Linked DNA regions of Homo sapiens: region 1 is linked to region 2. A link is an interaction called in ENCODE POLR2A ChIA-PET data of the cell type or tissue named here. Cell type or tissue: Caco-2. All regions are shown on one strand. Region 1 overlaps KIF18A (kinesin family member 18A). Region 2 overlaps METTL15 (methyltransferase 15, mitochondrial 12S rRNA N4-cytidine).

Region 1 (5,000 bases), 74 kb after region 2:
CTATGTAATTATCTATTCCTGGAGAGTAGTCAGACATTTCTGAACATTTGACAGTTTCTTTTCAGCAGTTTTTCTTCATGGCACATTGAAATAAAAATGTTTAAGTTGGCGAAGGATAGGAGGAGACTGAGGATCAAAAAACTACCTATGGGGTACTACACTCCTTACCTGAGTGATGAAAAAATCTGTACACTAAACCCCGCAGCATGCAATTTACCCATGTAACAAACCTGCACTGTACCCCCAAACCTAAAATAAAAATTGGAAAGGGGGTAAAAGTGTTAAGATCCCATGTTAATTATCTCATGCCCTTTAGCTCATTGTTAGCCCAAGAAGCATCTTTAGTGCTTTTTTTGGCCTTTCAAGAAAGCCATGTTGATTTCCTTTTTAAAAAAAAAAAAAGAGAGAGAGAGAGAGAGATACCCAAGATGCAAAATGGCCAGTTTTTCAGTGCCTACCAGGCACTAAACACCATTATTAATATCTTATTTTTGTAATTATTAGTATTTATGATATTTTCCCCAAGACAGCTCACAACTATAACATGTTTCACTGTCTTTTCCTGATTCATTTCAGTTTTATCATGGAAGACATACCCTCTTGATCAAGTAAGGATGGAGTGTGGTTTATTGATTGGTACTACTGTGATTCCCATTTTTAAGAAGATATTCTTTTCCTCTTTCATGAAACTTCATATGTCTCTAGAGATTTTGAAATCTTCTTAACTCTAAGAAAAAAAGTAGACTCTCTATCAAACTACTATTGAATTTTTGGTTTCTTTTTGGCTTTCTTTATATTCTTACCCTGTCTTTAAGACAGCTTAAGAATAAGCTTAAGAATAAGCCATTTTAAACCTTCCTTATATACCAGCTTACATAAAATAGAACAAAGTAAAATATACACCATCTTAATTCATCCTACTGAAAAGTATTTTTGTGGTTTGTTAACATTTGGTTTAGCAGACAGATTGAATTTATAAAAATATTTTCAACCAATAATGATATGAGAAGTTATTGCCTTAACTGATTATTGTATTGGGTGTTTACCATATGTAATTCACAGAGTGGATTTTTTTCTTTCTCTTTGTCTTTTTTTTTTTTTTTTTTTTTTTGATGAAGTCTTGCTGTGTTGCCCAGGCTGGAGTGCGCTGGTGCAATCACAGCTCACTGCAATGATATGAGAAGTTATTGCCTTAACTGATTATTGTATTGGGTATTTACCATATGTAATTCACAGAGTGGATTTTTTTCTTTTTCTTTGTCTTTTTTTTTTTTTTGATGAAGTCTTGCTGTGTTGCCCAGGCTGGAGTGCGCTGGTACAATCACAGCTCACTGCAGCCTCAACCTGCTGGGCTTAAGCAATCCTCCCATCTTAGCCTCCTGAATAGCTGGACTACAGGAATGAGCCACTGCCCTCAGCTAATTTTTTGAAAATTTTTGTGGATACAGGGTCTCACTGTGTTGCCCAGGCTGGTCTCAAACTCCTGGGCTCAAGCAGTCCTCCCACCTTAGCTGTCCAAAGTACTGGGATTGTAGGGATGAGCCACCGAGCCTGGCCCACAGAGTGGATTTTTTATACATTGGAAGAAATTCACATGACTTTCTTGTACTGAATAGAATCTAGGAAACAAAGTAATTCACCTAAAACAAAAACTTAAAAAGGAATCTTATAAATGGCATCTATCTGGTATTTATTCAAGTACCTGCTTTGTGGCAAGTGATTTGTTAGGTGATAAGGATACATGGCCTCTGCCTTGGTGGAGCACTCAATTGGAAATACAGTGTGATACATGCCAGAAGAGAGGGATGTGGATATGCAGCATATACTAAGGGCTGAAGTGAAAGAGTGGATGTGTCTGCCTAGGACAATGAGGGAAGGCAGAGAAAAATGATATTTGTGCTGAGCATTTAGAAGCAGGTGGAAGTTTTCCAGCTGGATCAAGTAGAGGGACTCCTCAGAACAAAGACAGCAGAGTAGAAAGGAGCAGCAAATGCTGAGAGTATTGAATAATTAAGTATCCCTAGATCACAGCAAGGAAGCAGTAGGCTGGCAAAATAAGCAGGCACCCTCTGAGTGCTTTATAATATTCCAAAGTGAGGAATTTGAACTTATGTAAACCTGGAACAATTAAGAAGGTTTAACGTATTCCAATTTCTTTTTCATAAAGATGACTACAAATTGCAAAGGATAAAGAAGATGGAAGATGAAGACTAATCTGTAGGGAGATTTTAAGATTGCTTTGAAAGAGTAGTTGTTAGAGTGGGGGGCCGGGGGTAGTGATACCATTTATCAGAGTAAAGAACATAGGAGTAAGAGTAGATTTGTGGTAACATTCCCAGGTTTTAAGGATAAGACTATAATTTTGGATTTGTAGGGTTTAAAGATACTGTTCAGGATATCCAGATGGAACTATCCACTAGATAGTAGATATAATAGAGTTATATTTCATAACAAAGAGTTTTGATCCCTTTCTTAAAAACTCAGTACTTGCCTATGGTGCCACTGGTGCTGGGAAGACCCACACTATGCTAGGATCAGCTGATGAACCTGGAGTGATGTATCTAACAATGTTACACCTTTACAAATGCATGGATGAGATTAAAGAAGAGAAAATATGTAGTACTGCAGTTTCATATCTGGAGGTAAGTTGGGAATTTAGATTAATCAATAGTTTTGGGAAATCATTGACATGATTCATACAAATGATTTTATTATATAAGAGTTTTCCGGTGAATATATAAAATCATTAAAATTCCTTGTCTTGAATATTTGTTATGCATCTTTTTCTGTTAATTTTTTTTTTTTTTACTTTGGCAAAATTTCAGACTTATAGAGAAGTTGCAACAATAGTACAAAGAACTTCCAGATACCCTTCATACAGATCCCCCATATGTTAGCATTTTACTGCATTTGCTTTCTATGTGTGTGTATACATTTCTTTCTTTCTGAGCTAGGTTGCAGACTTGTAAAAACAGGACTTTTTAAAAATAACTGCTAAATAGGTACCAAAATCAGGAAATTAGCAATGATACAATATAATTATCTGTAGATCTTAGTGAGATTTTGCTAGTTATTTCATTAATACCCTTTATTGTAAAAGAAAATTGTATTCAGTTGTTATATCTTAGTCTCCTTAATCTGTAATTTTTTGTCTTTTATAACACTGCCATAAAAATCCTTAGTTTGGATTTATCATGATTAGATTCAGATTATGCACTGACAGTAACACAAGCAAAGTGATGTTCACTTCTTACTGCATCAAAAAAGGCTTAAGCCGTTGATTAGTCCCCATACTGGGAATGTTAACTTTGATCAGTTTTATTATGCTGTGGTCTGTAGAGTTTCTCCACTTTGAAGATACGTTTTACCATTTATAATTAGTAAGTACTATGTATGTAGACAATGTAAATATTCCTTACTCCTCAAACTTTTATCTATTGTTATTAGTATCCACTGATGATTGGTGACTGAATCAATTACTATTATGATGGTAGATGATGGTGATTTTTAAATTCCATCATTTCTTGTACATTTCTTTATTGACTTTCTACTATAAGGAAGAGTTTTCCCCTTATTATATCAGCCTCCTGCATTTTTACTTTATTGAATAGATTATAATCCCTTTCTGTAATCATTTTTTGTATGTTCAAATTGTGTAAGATTTGGCTAGTTGAGACTTCTTCATGTTGTCTCTTGTGTCCTTTTGAAATACCCCATCATTCTTTGAGGCCTTCTACCCTCTTAATAGTCAACAAATGGTAACTAAGTGGCAGACACTCTAACTTTGCATTCAAATAGTGTTTCAGAAACCAGTGCAGAAACATAAAAACCCTGATTTCATTGCCTATTTATTTCTGGTGCCATAAAATTTCTCTCTTATTAACATCTTGTAGTTTGGTCCCTACTGAGAATTTCTTCCAAAGATTGATTAAAATCATATATGTTGCTAAAAATTTCTTCATTAGAACTTATAGATAAAAAAGAAGTAAAACTCATTTTCTTTGGTTGGTTAACTATGAAAAGAATTGTTCTGAACTCAATTGGGAAAAGAGGGTGCCAGCATTCATTATTTTTTCCTTAGATCCTTTTTATAACTGGGAGAATTTTGAAGTTTGGTTATTTTCACAATTTTTATTTTTTCTTTTAATCTACTTTCATATTATTAATGATAAGGCAGTGTATAATATGGTTTTCTACTCAAGCTGTGCACCAGAATTGCCTATAGAACTTTTTAAAAATAGGCCTAGGCCTCACACTTGGGATATTTTAATTTAGTAGGTCTGGGGTGTGGCTGAGGCATCTGTGTTTTTTAAATGCTCCTTGGTGAGTGTCATACATAGACCAGCTTGAGAACAATTATTCTAATTTTTGATTTGTTATGATTGAAGTGGGTAAGGGGAAGCAATAGTAAAGTGACTGCTGCTCATCAAAAAGATATGATTTAAAAATATTTCTTCATATTATCATTTTACTACTTTTAAGGGTTTATTACATTCTAATGCCTATCATTCATTGTAGAGAATTGTACCAGCAATGAATTATCACTATGAGCTACTTATTAGAACACAGAAGGAAATAACACAAAATAATTTTTTAGAGACTAAATTTTGTTATTTTTTTTCTTAAATCTTGTCAGTAATAGTTGTAATTGTCATTTGGTTAGCAAGTAATAAACTTTATACCTTTAATAAATTCATAAAATCGGGTCACTAGTACTACATAGAAATGTGTGTTACTTATAAAAATTACTTTTTAAAAAATGGCCAGAGATATAAACTACAGATATGTATTCAGTATGATGCAGTAGAGTGAAGCTGTCTAGGCTCCAGTTCCTACTCTGCTAATACCTTTATGACCATGGACAAATCATTTAACCTCTCAGAGTCTTAGTTCCCTCATCATTCAAATGGGTCTCCTTTTGAAATTTATTATTAGTAATTATATGTCAAAATTAATGTAATTGAAGGATAACCGAAACAAATACCACCTGTCCTTGGTAT
Region 2 (5,000 bases):
CAATTAAGACAAATTGTTTTATCTCACTTTCCAGTTACGTTTTTAAAAAATTACATTAAGAACATTTGGCAAACCTTTTCATATACATCCTCTCTTATGAGCCTCAATACAACCTAATATGATGGGTAATATTGCCTCTATCATGGAAATAAGAAACAAAGGCTTTAAAAAGCCAGGCCACTTACCTAGTGCTGCACTACAAGTCACAAAGAGTTAAGACTGATCTGAGGTCACTTGATCTCAAGTTTAGTGTTCTCCGCATGACACTTCAACTACCATGCATTATTTATCTTTCTCTCATTTTAAAATTAATATTCACTCCCAAAACTCCACTTAAGCTTAAAGAAATATAAAAAGGTATAAATTCCCAAGAACAAAGATGAGAGATGTCAACAAGTGCTCAAAGATGGAACAGAACATAAGTGGAAACCTAATAGTCCAAGGGAGCTGAAGTAGTGGCCAGCTTCTCCAGAAGACAGAAGAGATGGGATAGAAAAAGCAGTAATGGTTGGAATTCTGCATAAGGATTAGTTTTCTCAGAGGTGTTCGAACCACAGCGACTCCATCTTGAATAGGGGCTGGGTACAATAAGGCTGAAACACAGGAGGTTAGGCATTGTAAGTCACAGGATGAGACAGGAGGTCAGCACAAGATACAGGTCACAAAGACATTGCTGATAAAACAGGTTGCAATAAAGAAGCTGGCCAAAACCGACCAAAACCAAGATAGCGATGAAAATGACCTCTGGTCCTCCTCACTGCTCATTATACACAATTTATAATGCATTTGAATGCTAAAAGACACTCTCACTAGGGCCATGACAGTTTACAAATGCCATGGCAATGTCAGGAAGTTACCCTATATGGTTTAAAAAGGAGATGAACCCTCAGCTCTGGGAATTGCCCACCTCTTTCCCAGAAAACTCATGCATAATACACCCCTAGTTTAGCGTATACTCAAGAAATAATTATAAGTATTATCAATCAAGCAGCCCAAGCTGTTGCTCTGCCTATGGAGTAGCCATTCTTTTATTCCTTTACTTTCTTAATAAACTTGCTTTCACTTTATGGACTCACCCCAAATTGTTTTTACACAAGGTCCAAGAACCCTCTCTTGGGGTCTGGATTGAGATCCCTTTCCGCTAACAGCTTCACCCACAACCCCTTCCTCTCCTCATGCTTCCTAAGAGACAAGAAATTCATTATCTGGAGAAACCAACCAGGAAAACCTAGGTGCTAGGTTACCAGGCACAGCAGAGGTCAGAGAAAATGAAATGAAAGCAATTAAGTCCAAGTCCCCATCCTGTGCTCTGGGATCACAGCTCCGTGACTTGGTTCTGAGCAACCTATTGCTATCTTCTGGTGAGAGATTAGAGAATTCTCTGGAAAATCTGATCAGCAGAAGAGAAAAGACCTACAGTCACTAAAATTTAGAATCTCCCAAACAAAGCAACCAGCTGTCAGCCTAGTCACTCAGTACAGAAGCCCAACAGGAACCACATCCTACCCCCCACACCAGAGCATACTTACTCAACCACCCACTCAACCAGGGTTATCAGAGTAGAAGAAAATCATTAGTAAATAAGCAAATACAAATTTTGCTTGTGTTCAGGCTTTAGGAAAAATTTTCAAAATCACTTTATTTAAAATAACAACACTCTGCTGCAAAAGTAAGAGAATAGAATTATTCTTATCTAGTAGGAGTTTGCATTAGGTTTTGAAAACCAAGTGTTTTGTGAAAGAAAGGCTTATATTAACTTTGAATTATTTATATTATTCACATAGCCATAGATTTATGATTAACGTAGTTATCTAAATAAGGTTTCACAACTCTGGTAAATAGCTCAAGAAACGGGAGTGTTTACTATGTGTTTCTTATGTTAAAAACAAGTTTTAATGTTAAAAAATAGTGTTCATCATTCAAAAAAATGACTAAGGAATTTCAAAAACAAAACAGAAATCACCTCCTGTGATTCCACAGCCAGTAATTCTGGTACATCATCTTTCAGATCTATAGATCCAGATCAACATTTTAATGCTTGTTTTCTTCTATATCAACTTGCTTTTAATTTCTAATATAATTTTAAAAATATTATAGAAATATGAAAGCAGTAAAAATCTTCAAATCATAATATCAGTTTTAAATCTAAAGCTTTCAAATATTTGAACAACCAAGATAAAAAATATCTGGAGAATCTTTACTATGTGAAGTTGTCAAAGTACTTATAACAGCCACGGCTCCTGAATTTGTTTGTCCACTAATAACCCTATCTAGTTTTTTGAATACAGAATTCATATTTCTCTGTCAAATCTATTCCCCTCTCACAATAGTAATGATGATTGCTTTATTTAAACTCTCACCACCATTTGCCTACATTATTAAACATACATTTTAATCAGTTTTCTCTACCAGTCTCTCTCCATTTTGGTCTAACCTCCACTTTACCTTGTGAAACTTCATCTTAGCATCTTATGGGCATGTCTCTCTTCTATTTCAAAACCTTTAGTGATTCCCTGTTGCCTACAGGTTAAAGTCCAAATTCCTACTGTGGCCCAAAGGTCATTCTAATCTGGTCCTGACCTGCCTCCAGTCACTTGCTTCCATCTTCTGTCTTACGCTCTGGCTTCCCTGAATTGCCCTCTGTTTTCAGTGTCAGCATTTTCCCACCGGCTGTTTCATCTGTTGCAATGTCTTCTCCATGTAAATTTTTAAATGGTGTGATAAATACCATTTTTTGGTGTGGAATGCACTAACATTCCACAAATATGTTCTATATTATATAATTCAGGTACATGAGAATATGGGTAATATTTGTACTACAGTTTGTGTTTTTCTGTATTTTAAAATTTCTCCTTAACAAAAAGCATCACAGGGCTTGTTGTGGCATGGGGGGAGGGGGAGGGATAGCATTAGGAGATATATCTAATGTTAAATGATGAGTTAATGGGTGCAGCACACCAACGTGGCACATGTATACATATGTCACTAACCTGCATGTTGTGCACATGTACCCTAAAACTTAAAGTATAATTAAAAAAAAAAAGCATCATTTAAACTACTGATTGTTTGCTCTAAAAGAACAAGAATGAATGCAAGATTATGTTCATTACTTACCCTACTCAATATGATCTATTTAAGAAAGATTTCTGATCTTTATAGGTTTTTTTTTTTATTTCTCAATTACAGCAGTAATTGCTTACTTGCTAATGAAATTAGTTTACATATGCTTGTCTATCATTCTACACTGGACTGTGAGTTTCCTCAAGGATGAGGATGAGGGTGACATTGTCTTATTTTTTCTAAAAGAAAAACATCCATGCCTGAATATAGAAGTGTTCAATAAATATGGGCAAAGACAAAGAGGGCTTAATACAGGATGGGAGGGAAGAAAACCAGAGGAAGAGAAAGAAAAAGAAAGTAAAAAACTGATGTCAGTATAGGAATCTTTCCCTAAATGTATATAAAAATAATGAATTACAGGTTTTAAATAATCTTCATTTCGATCTTCTAATTTTAATTCTAAAAAAAATGGACTGGTGCATTCCTGTCTTTTAGAATATAAAAAGGTTTTATAAAATCAATGCAATTTTTGTCCACCACTTCAAAGGCTAAATATTAAACCAAGGAAAGAACCTCAATAAAAAAGTTAACTTATGTTGGATAAAAGAAAATCTAAGCAGATGATAAAGTTGATAAGGTGTTGAAATAACATCTGAGAAAGATTATAGGATTTTGTCATTACAGTATAAATTTATATATTTTTTCGTATCTAGTATATTGATACTAGATATGAATCTAGTATATACAGGTGAATCTCGTACTGTGGGATTCTGTGATAGGAAATGCTACTCCATCTCATCTTATGTAAGCCCCAGTGACTAGATGATCCATTAGGCTCTCATTCCTTAGCATCAAATGACTTATACTTACATAATTAGATGTTCCCAACTGGAATACTGAATCCTGGAGGGCTGCTAAGACTCAGGGACAGTTAAAAAATTATCTGCATAGAGAAAAAAGTACTACGGTGGTAACAGTGTTGAGAATTCAGCAGCAACAAGATTGAGAATCCAGCAGAGCTGAACCAGTGACAGATTCGCAAGGTGGACTATTTGGTGGCACGACCCTGGTTGTGTTTGCCACTGCTGAGCTTTCCTTGATTTCTGCTCATTTTCAGATCTGGTTCTCCCATGTTCTTGCTGATTCTGAGAGCTGCCCAACCTACTTCAATAAATTCCTTTTCTGCATAAGACAGCCAGAGTCAGTTTCTTGGTTACAGACAAGACTTCCAACTCATAGTCACCCAAAATATACCCATCCTAACTCCCGCTGTAATAATTAGCCACATTCATTTGTTTAAATAAGCAAAGATCACTCAAAGTTCCTGAAAGCTCCATTATTTAATGACTGTGTCTATCAATACCAAACTTCCTAATTCAGAAGGACAAACAAAAGAACAAAAGAATAACAAATACAATCAAAAGGTTAGGTCAGAAGTGCCGGATATAGAAAGAATAGATGAAATATGCATTTTCATTTTCAGTATTTTTATTTATTTTTTTGAGATGGAGTCTCACTCTGTCACACAGGCTGGAGTGCACTGGCACGATCTTGACTCAATGCAGCTTCCACCTCCCAGGTTCAAGTGATTCTCCTGCCACAGGCTCCGGAGTAGCTGGGACTACAGGCATTCACTACCATGCCTGGCTAATTTTTGCCTTTTTGGTAGAGACAGTTTTCACCATGTTGGCCGGGCTGGTCTTGAACTCCTGACCTCAGGTGATCTGCCCACCTTGGCCTCCCAAAGTGCTGAGGTTACAGGCATGAGCCACTATGCCTGGCCAGTTTCAGCATTTTTTCATTGTGAAGTCCCAGCCTAAGATTCCAGAACCACTTAAAAGTAATTTAATAAAACATCACAAATGAATCCTGAACCAGAACGTAAGTTCTCTAGAATTCAGAATTTAAACTACACATTATGGCTCATAATATCAAAAATG

Evidence for each region. ChIA-PET counts read pairs that join two places held together with the same protein. Peaks named below come from ENCODE experiments on the same cell type or tissue, not always from the same donor. Only the 100,000 strongest peaks of a DNase experiment are listed, where the experiment ranks them.
Region 1: POLR2A ChIA-PET joins it to region 2 with 6 read pairs; 3 of 35 experiments call an interaction of 5 or more read pairs at or near these places.

Annotation. Positions count from the first base shown.
Region 1 is chr11:28,092,285-28,097,284 of GRCh38, reverse strand. KIF18A (kinesin family member 18A) reads left to right here. Exons shown (of 17, transcript NM_031217.4): 3 at 2,485-2,642. Among named protein-coding and RNA genes, the nearest start is that of KIF18A, 13 kb to the left of the region's middle. In Caco-2, no CTCF peak of the experiment used is centred here; no DNase peak of the experiment used is centred here.
Region 2 is chr11:28,166,511-28,171,510 of GRCh38, reverse strand. The region is part of intron 3 of METTL15 (methyltransferase 15, mitochondrial 12S rRNA N4-cytidine); the gene reads right to left. Among named protein-coding and RNA genes, the nearest start is that of METTL15, 61 kb to the right of the region's middle. RefSeq lists a silencer at 1,392-1,592. In Caco-2, no CTCF peak of the experiment used is centred here; a DNase peak (open chromatin) is centred at 2,590.